Linked DNA regions of Homo sapiens: regions 1 and 2 are each linked to region 3. A link is a loop called in an ENCODE intact Hi-C map of the cell type or tissue named here. Cell type or tissue: B cell. All regions are shown on one strand.

Region 1 (2,500 bases), 120 kb after region 3:
AAGACAGGTCGAAGCAGAATGAGTTCTGGAAGACCCCTGGGCTAAGGGCCTCGAAACTTGGCTTTAAATGAAACCCTTCGGAGAAGTGCACTTTATCTCACAACCCCATTCACGCCACCATATACACCCACAACTGAAACAAAAGCCTCTCGAGTCAATACTTACCCCTGCTACATGACACCCTCAGACCCTCCCTCCTGCCTGAGTGATTTTGCTTCAACGCTGGTCACGACCCATTAGACGGATCCCCTAACCCGTCTGCGCGGTAGGTCATGACCCCTAGTTTGAAAAGCACCTATCTAGGGCCTATGGCAGCACTCTACACACATGACGTGGACGCAGGACACAGAGGGAGGCTGCGCAGACTCTGCAGCCCACAGTGCCCTGGGCTTCAATCCCAGATTTCACACCAAGTACAAGAAGTGGCTTCATTCAGATCCAGGGCTCCTGACTCATGTCTCATCTGTGTCATTTTACAAATGAGGAAACTGAGGCCCAGAGCGGGGAAAAGGCCCACCGAAAGATACGGAATTAGCAGGCTTAAAAATACCACAGGCAAGCCACTTGCCCCCCAACAGGCAGGGTCACTGCTACAGAGGTTACCTGACACCCAAACTATTAGACCCAATGGATGCAGGCCGGGCGTGGTGGCTCACACCTGGAATCCCGGCACTTCGGGAGGCTGAGGCGGGCAGATCACTTGCGGTCAGGAGTTTGAGACCAGCCCGGCCAACATGGTGAAACCCCATCTCTACTAAAAATACAAAAATTAGCCAGGCGTGGTGGCACAGGCCTGTAATCCCAGCTACTCAGGAGGCTGAGGCACAAGAATCGCTTAAAACCAGGAGGCGGAGGTTTCAATGAGCCAAGACTGTGCCACTGCATGCCGGCCTGGGTGATAGAGTGAGACTCTGTCTCAAAAATAAAATAAAATACACTAAAATAAAGATAAAACCAATGACTGCAAAATGACCTAACTTCCTCTTTTAGCGGCTGCCTAGCCCGGGCTCCTGCTGCCACCTCGAAAGGCCCTACCGCTGCAGAATGCTGTTCAAGTAGAATGTTCTATGTCAGCCACCCAAGGACACTGCCACCCATCACCTCACACTGTCATTTAATTCTCAGCCTGACCCTCTTCTAGCAGACACCCTGCCTCACTGCATCCTGTACAGGTCCAGGCACGTGGGGCTGCTTGGGAAATTCCCACGGAGTTAGTGCCACCCACCCACCCCTCACAGCAACTCCACCTCCAAGGCCCCCCACCTCATCAGAGGCTCCTCCAACCTCCCCGCCAGCTCATGGGGCGGCCTGGACTCCTTACTCTGATGCCTCACATCTGATCCATCATCAGCCCTGACTGCTCCACTGTCAGAACAGAAACTAGATTCCCAGGTCTCCCCATTCCATCGCATCCACCCTGGTCCAAGCCGCCGTCCTCTCCCATGGGGACTACTGCAGTCATCTCCTCCCTGGCCTCCCCACTTCCTCTGTGGCTCTGTCAGTCTGTTTGTCACGCAGCAGCCTTTAAAATGTCCATTCTCAAAACCTACTATAAAGGCTTCTGGACACTTTAGATGGAACCTAAAGTCACTAACGCAGCATGTGCCCCGGCCTGCCACCCACCCCCACCACTCCCCACTTCTCCCCAAGCTGAGTCAGCAACAACCCCTCCAACCTCTTCGCCGTACTTAAGCAGCTCCTGCCTCAGACGCCTTGGGTTCCCTCTGCCTGGAAACCCTCCCCGCGAGATCCTCCCACTTCCCCTGGTTCCTTCCTGCATCTGCTCAGCCCGCACCTCCTGAGATCGACCCATCAAAAAGATCCCCTCCTTCCCTTTTCCCTGCCATCTTTTCTCCACTGACGCCTGCTAACAGCTCCCGTCGCACCAGGTATCTGTTTAGGGAATCTCATTCTGCCAAACCAGGTGCAGGCAAACCACAGCCCATGGGCCAAATGCGGCCCATGGGTTGTGTTTGTAAATAGTTTTATGACAACACAGCCAGCCTATTTATTGACACAGGGTGAACAAAGCAAGCTACAGCTTGCTCCTATACTACAACAGCAGAGTTGGTAGTCTGGGAACCGAATGGCCCCCAAAGCCTGAAATATTTACTCCTTGGCCCTTTAGAGAATTTTACAACCCCACACTCGACCCAGAGCTCCGTCAGTGTTGGGCCCGTGTCACTGTGGCCCAGCATTGTCTGCCAAGCACCTACCACAGGGCCTGGCACTTGCAAGCCCCCATAAACATTTGCCGAGTGGCTGAGAGAATAAGTAAATATAAGAACCATGTCCGGGGCCTGCCAGCCAGAAACAAGCCCTCTTCCTGCTTTGGGGGACCCCAGGTGGCCACCCCAGTGAGCCTCAGCCTCCTTGTTCCCTTTCTGGGCTATCCTAGAGGAAATACTGTCCAGTTTAGCCAAGCTGATCTCTTAGGGTCCATATGGTACCCCTACTTCCAAAATGGCTCCCCACAGCTCTTAGGTAAAAATAAATGACC
Region 2 (2,500 bases), 100 kb after region 3:
ATGGAGTGAGGGAGTGAGTGAGTGAGGAAGAGAGGCAGGCAGGGACCGGGTGACACGGCCTGGTCCACGGTGAGGAGCACAAGGCTACTCTGCATCTATACTCCGGGAGGGGAGACACAGGAGGGCTCAGAATGGGGGTGGTGTAGACCAAGGTACACTCTGAACAGATCCTCTGGCAGCTGTGTGGGGAGCAGATGAATGAAGGGTGCAAGTGGAGGCAGGGAAACCAGTTAGGAGGCTGTCACCCAGACAAGAGATGATGCTAGCTTGGCCCCAGGTGACAGAGGGGAGGAGGTAAGAAATGGTTGAGCACCCTACCCCGAGCCCAGCTCCCACACAGATGCACAGAACTGTGAGGAAGGCCAACAGGCCAACTGGATGCCCATAAAAGATCACAAGGCAAAGAGAAGCAGATGAGAAAGAGAAAGAGATTCAAAATCTAAAACGCGGCCGGGCACGGTGGCTCATGCCTATAATCCCAGCATTTTCGGAAGCCAAGGTGGGTGGATCACTTGAGGCCAGGAGTTCAAGATCAGCCTGACCAACATGATGAAACCCGTCTCTACCAAAAATACAAAAATTAGCCAGGCGTGGTGGCTAATACCAGCTGCTTTGGAGGCTGAGGCAGGAGAATCGCTTGAATCCGGAGGCAGATGTTGCAGTGAGCCGAGATCGCACCACTGCACTCCAGCCTGGATGACAGAGCAAGACTCCATCTTAAAAAAAAAAAAAGAAAGAAAGAAAGAAAGAAAAAGAAATCTAAAACACTTCTGCTTCCTACCTGTAAAAGCTTTACCTCAGGCAAGTCACATTTCTCTGGGGCTCAGTTTTTTCATTTGTAAGATAGTAGAACCCAATTCATGGGGTTACAATGGTTAATGCAAGTCTTCTCTTAATGTCTGGCCTATTGTACATGCTCAATAAGTAATACTTTTCTAACCTCTGCCTTTAATGATCTGAGTCGTGGCTCTGCCAATTTAGTTGCTGTATTATCTTTATATTAAAATTTCATATAATCTCTCTGAACCTCTATTTGGCCACCTGAAAACTGATCATGACAGTACCTACCCTCAAGTACTCAGTATGAGATTGAATGAGACAACTTTAGTTTAGCAAAAGGTCTGGCACGTAGGAATCCCTCAATAAAATGATAACCAGAGCCCTCAGTAAAATGGTAGCTGAAACCCTCAGTAAAATGATACATGAATCAGACACACCAGTCATCCAACTAGATGATTTCTAAGTCTCCTTCTAGCTCAATTATCCCCAAACTCTTTAAAAAAAATTTTTAATAGAAAAAATGACAGCTTAACAGCTTCAAGTCCCTGAATGAATCAACCCTGGAGTTGCAAGTTAAGGCAACCCAAGTTGAAGAGAAGTTGGAACTCCCACCTCAAAGTGAACAAAACTAAACATAGGCACTTCTACTTGGGTGATACCTATTACTCTGAGTCATAGAATTAAGTAAGTTTAGAGGTAGGAGGGAACTTACAGAGCCCTACCCACTCGTTTTAGGGCAGAGGCTCCTACAGCTCAGTGAGAAGTATGTGGGCTGAGGTTGCACAGCGAGGCTCAGGCAGAAGAGGAAGCCAAGAATGCTCCCACCCCTCCACCCTCACCCTCACCACCCCCCCCTCCACCCCCACCCTCACCACCACCCCACTCCCACCTCCACACTCACCACCCCGCACCTCTACCCTCGCCCTCACCCTCACCAACCCCCACCACCCCCACCCTCACCACCACCCCACCTCCACCTTCACACTCACCACCCCGCACCTCTACCCCCACACTCACCACCCTCACCCCCACCCCCACCCTCACCCTCCCAGGCAGTCTGGTCAGTCAGAGGGTGAGAAGGAGGAACCAACAAAAGCTCCATCCAAAAGAAAGGAAAAGAATGGAGTGGGAAGTGTTTTAGACTAGCAGAAACACCTTTCTTGCTATCAGAGTTCAACACAAACACCTTAAGGGGCCAGGCAAGTAATGAAAATGAGCTGGCAACCAGTGCAAAGACTGAGGAACCAAGTTCCCAACCTAAAGACACTCAAACACAGATGGTTTTTCTCTCTTAAACCATTATACCACCAGGGCCACTCACTGCTGGCTTGTCTGGCACTTTCATGCAGCTTCACAGCAGACAACACTTCCTCTATACCTTTGGCAGGTATGCGTCAGAACACTGTCTTAATAAACCTGCAAATGTGAATGGCACCCTCATGATACACACAGCTGTTGTGCCATGCACAGCCTGTGCAACTGTATCCAGTGACACACAGAAGATTTCCCTGGGTTATGAGTTGGGGACCTCTATCTACATTCCATGGTCTTATAAAAGGCACTGAAATGCCACAGGGAAGCTGACATGGAAACCAAAAACCTCATTCACCATCAACACTTAACTCCTGAATCAGACTCAGCTGGCTCCAACCTCTGTACTGATGCTCAAGGTGGACACCAAGCAAGCTTCTGCCTCAGGGCTTCAGCACTGGCTGCTCCC
Region 3 (2,500 bases):
TTTCAAATAGAGGCATAAGCTCCCTGAAATCTCATCTTCAAGGGAGACAGAATGCTCAATAAATGAGATCCTTTCAGCGCTTATGCAGTTAGAGGCCTGGATTTCCCAATGTTGGGCTCCAACAGGAATTGGCTAGTTGGGGTTGGCTACTGCTGCCCTGGGGCAAAAGAAGCACTTCATCTCTCCTCCTTTTCTGACCATGCATCTCAGGCCATCTCCCAAAGCAAACATTTCCAGGTGGATGTGGCCCTAAGGCAGCTCCCACACTAAACTGCCCAGTCTCCACTTGAAACTGACTTCTTCCAAGTCCAAGAGCAGACAGTACTGTCGGATAATTCACTCAGGGCCTTAAAATACCACCTCTATCCTGACGATGGCCACATTAATGTTTTTAACCCAGACCATCACTCCTGAATTTCAGATTGCAATATCTACCTGCCCAAACTTCACAGGGCCAAAACCAATCTCTGGATCCTCACCCCTCCTCCCCGTGTCTCACCTGTTCCCATGATGGGAAACACACATTCTCTCTTTCCAGTTGTTCAGGCCAACCTGTGTGTTCCCTGACTCCTTGTTCACAGCCCACATCCCACCCACCCATACATGCTTCTGGATTTACCCCAGGTAGCCAGAAACCAACAACCTCCACTGCCACCCCGGCCCTACAGCAAGGTGATCCTGTTGGAACTGATGTTAGAGCACGCCACTCCCTGTTTTGCTCAGCTGACAGCTCTAAAGTTCTGTAATGACCAACACGTTGTCACTTTATCCATATCTACTCATTTAAGGAGCACTTCAGTGGATCTCAGGCATCAGGCACAGGTCTGAAGTCACACCCTTGGAGGAGTCGTTCGAATCTAGTTGGAACCCCAGGGACCAGGTTCTTCAGACCATCCACCCAGAACACGAGTTCTCTCTCCAAACCTTCAAACACCAAACCACATGGTGCCCAGTGTTAATATGGGGGGTGGGGGGGCACAATGGCGCTATCTCAGGGGACTCGAGAAACCAAGCCCTGTTCTGTCACCTTCTCAGAGAAATAGAAAGCATCACATGATGGCTCCGTCTGCAGCATTCGGAGGTGCAGCTTCCTGTTTAGTCATAGAGTTTCACTCTTTGTCAGCTTCTTTGTGGAAGACAGAGGCAGGGCCTGTCTTCATTCAACTGAGGCCCGAAATCAACTCGGGACCAGGCCACCGCCAAACACCCTCCTCCGCAGGTGGCTACTCGCTCTGCCTTCCTTCATCCTCACAGACATCTCCGGGGGTGGTGGTGAGAGTTCCATTTCTCAGGTCAAGTTAGTAAGGCAGAGAAAGATGGGGCGACTTGTCCAGGAACAGCCTCCTAGCATTGGGTAGAGACCAGATGTGGCCCCAGCTCTATGGGTACTAGTCCTGGGCTAGGGTTTCCCCAATTTGAAAGATCTTCTGGCTGCCCTGGGGCCTCTGTTAAAATGTAGACTCACATCAGAAGCTGTTGGAACATAAGCACTTCAACAGTGCCTCTGCCTCAGTCTCCCCAGCCACGAGATGGGGATGAGAACACTTCCTTGGCAAAGTCACTGAGGATTAAATGAGATGCTATAGGCCAGGCACAGTGGCTCATGCCTGTAATCCCAGAACGTTGGGAGGCCGAAGTGGGTGGATCACTTGAGGTCAGGAGTTTAAGACCAGCCCGGCCAATATGGTGAAACCCCGTCTCTACTAAAAATACAAAAATTAGCTGGGTGTGACGGCAGGTGCCTGTAACCTCAGCTACCTGGGAGGCGGAGGTTGCAGTGAGCTGAGATGGTGCCACTGTACCCCAACCTAGGCAACAGAGCAAGACTGTCTCAAAAAAATAAAAATAAATGAGATGCTATAGCTGGCTCATTGGCATGTGTTTATTAAGCCCACAATATGGTCCCCTAAAGAAGATGGAAGAGAAAGAGACAAAGACCAGTCTAAAAGAGGCCATTCCAATAACCAAGGATACCATTCTGTTTCCCTACATATTTAAATGGGAGGTAAGTCCATTGATCCACGTGAATGTGCTGGTCAGTTGTCAGTAATATGGAGATGCGGACGTCAAGAGAAAAGGCAGTATTTAGACTTACTACATGGTCCCTAAGTGTCATCTACAAATCCTCCCAAAGACACAGGGGTACCTCAAAAACCACAATTACTTTTGCGCCAACCTAATACAAGGTTACAGCCTAAGACCTATACAGTGGCCTTGCATTTTTACCCCAGGCATAAACTGGTGAGTCATCCCACTGATCCTATGGACTAGGTGATAATTTAAGATGTAAATTAGAAGTGGTTCACTGATGAGCTTAATCAATGGTGATAATTTTCATAAAAACACAAGGTGTCAACAAATAGCCATTACAGACAAAAGTACAGACCCAAGAATCTGTCTCCTTGACAAATATACAACTAGCTTCCCAGACTTCTGAGCTCACAGGCATGCACGTTTGAATGGGATGGAATTTAAGGGAAACCCTGCGTGCATCTCCGTG

The links. A loop is a pair of places that touch in the nucleus more often than their neighbours do. Peaks named below come from ENCODE experiments on the same cell type or tissue, not always from the same donor. Only the 100,000 strongest peaks of a DNase experiment are listed, where the experiment ranks them.
Region 1: a loop joins it to region 3, with 2.4 times the contacts of the local background. A loop is called at or near these places in 6 of 110 quality-filtered maps.
Region 2: a loop joins it to region 3, with 3 times the contacts of the local background. A loop is called at or near these places in 11 of 110 quality-filtered maps.

The regions. Positions count from the first base shown.
Region 1 is chr20:51,524,302-51,526,801 of GRCh38, forward strand. The region is part of intron 1 of NFATC2 (nuclear factor of activated T cells 2); the gene reads right to left. Among named protein-coding and RNA genes, the nearest start is that of NFATC2, 17 kb to the right of the region's middle. In B cell, no CTCF peak of the experiment used is centred here; DNase peaks (open chromatin) are centred at 1,140, 1,790 and 2,230; H3K4me3 peaks cover 1,651 bases; H3K27ac peaks cover 2,500 bases.
Region 2 is chr20:51,499,023-51,501,522 of GRCh38, forward strand. The region is part of intron 3 of NFATC2 (nuclear factor of activated T cells 2); the gene reads right to left. Among named protein-coding and RNA genes, the nearest start is that of NFATC2, 42 kb to the right of the region's middle. In B cell, no CTCF peak of the experiment used is centred here; DNase peaks (open chromatin) are centred at 1,519 and 2,099; H3K27ac peaks cover 1,221 bases.
Region 3 is chr20:51,399,503-51,402,002 of GRCh38, forward strand. All of the region lies in intron 9 of NFATC2 (nuclear factor of activated T cells 2), which reads right to left. Among named protein-coding and RNA genes, the nearest start is that of MIR3194, 52 kb to the right of the region's middle. RefSeq lists an enhancer at 944-1,413. In B cell, no CTCF peak of the experiment used is centred here; DNase peaks (open chromatin) are centred at 1,069 and 1,783; H3K4me3 peaks cover 865 bases; H3K27ac peaks cover 2,464 bases.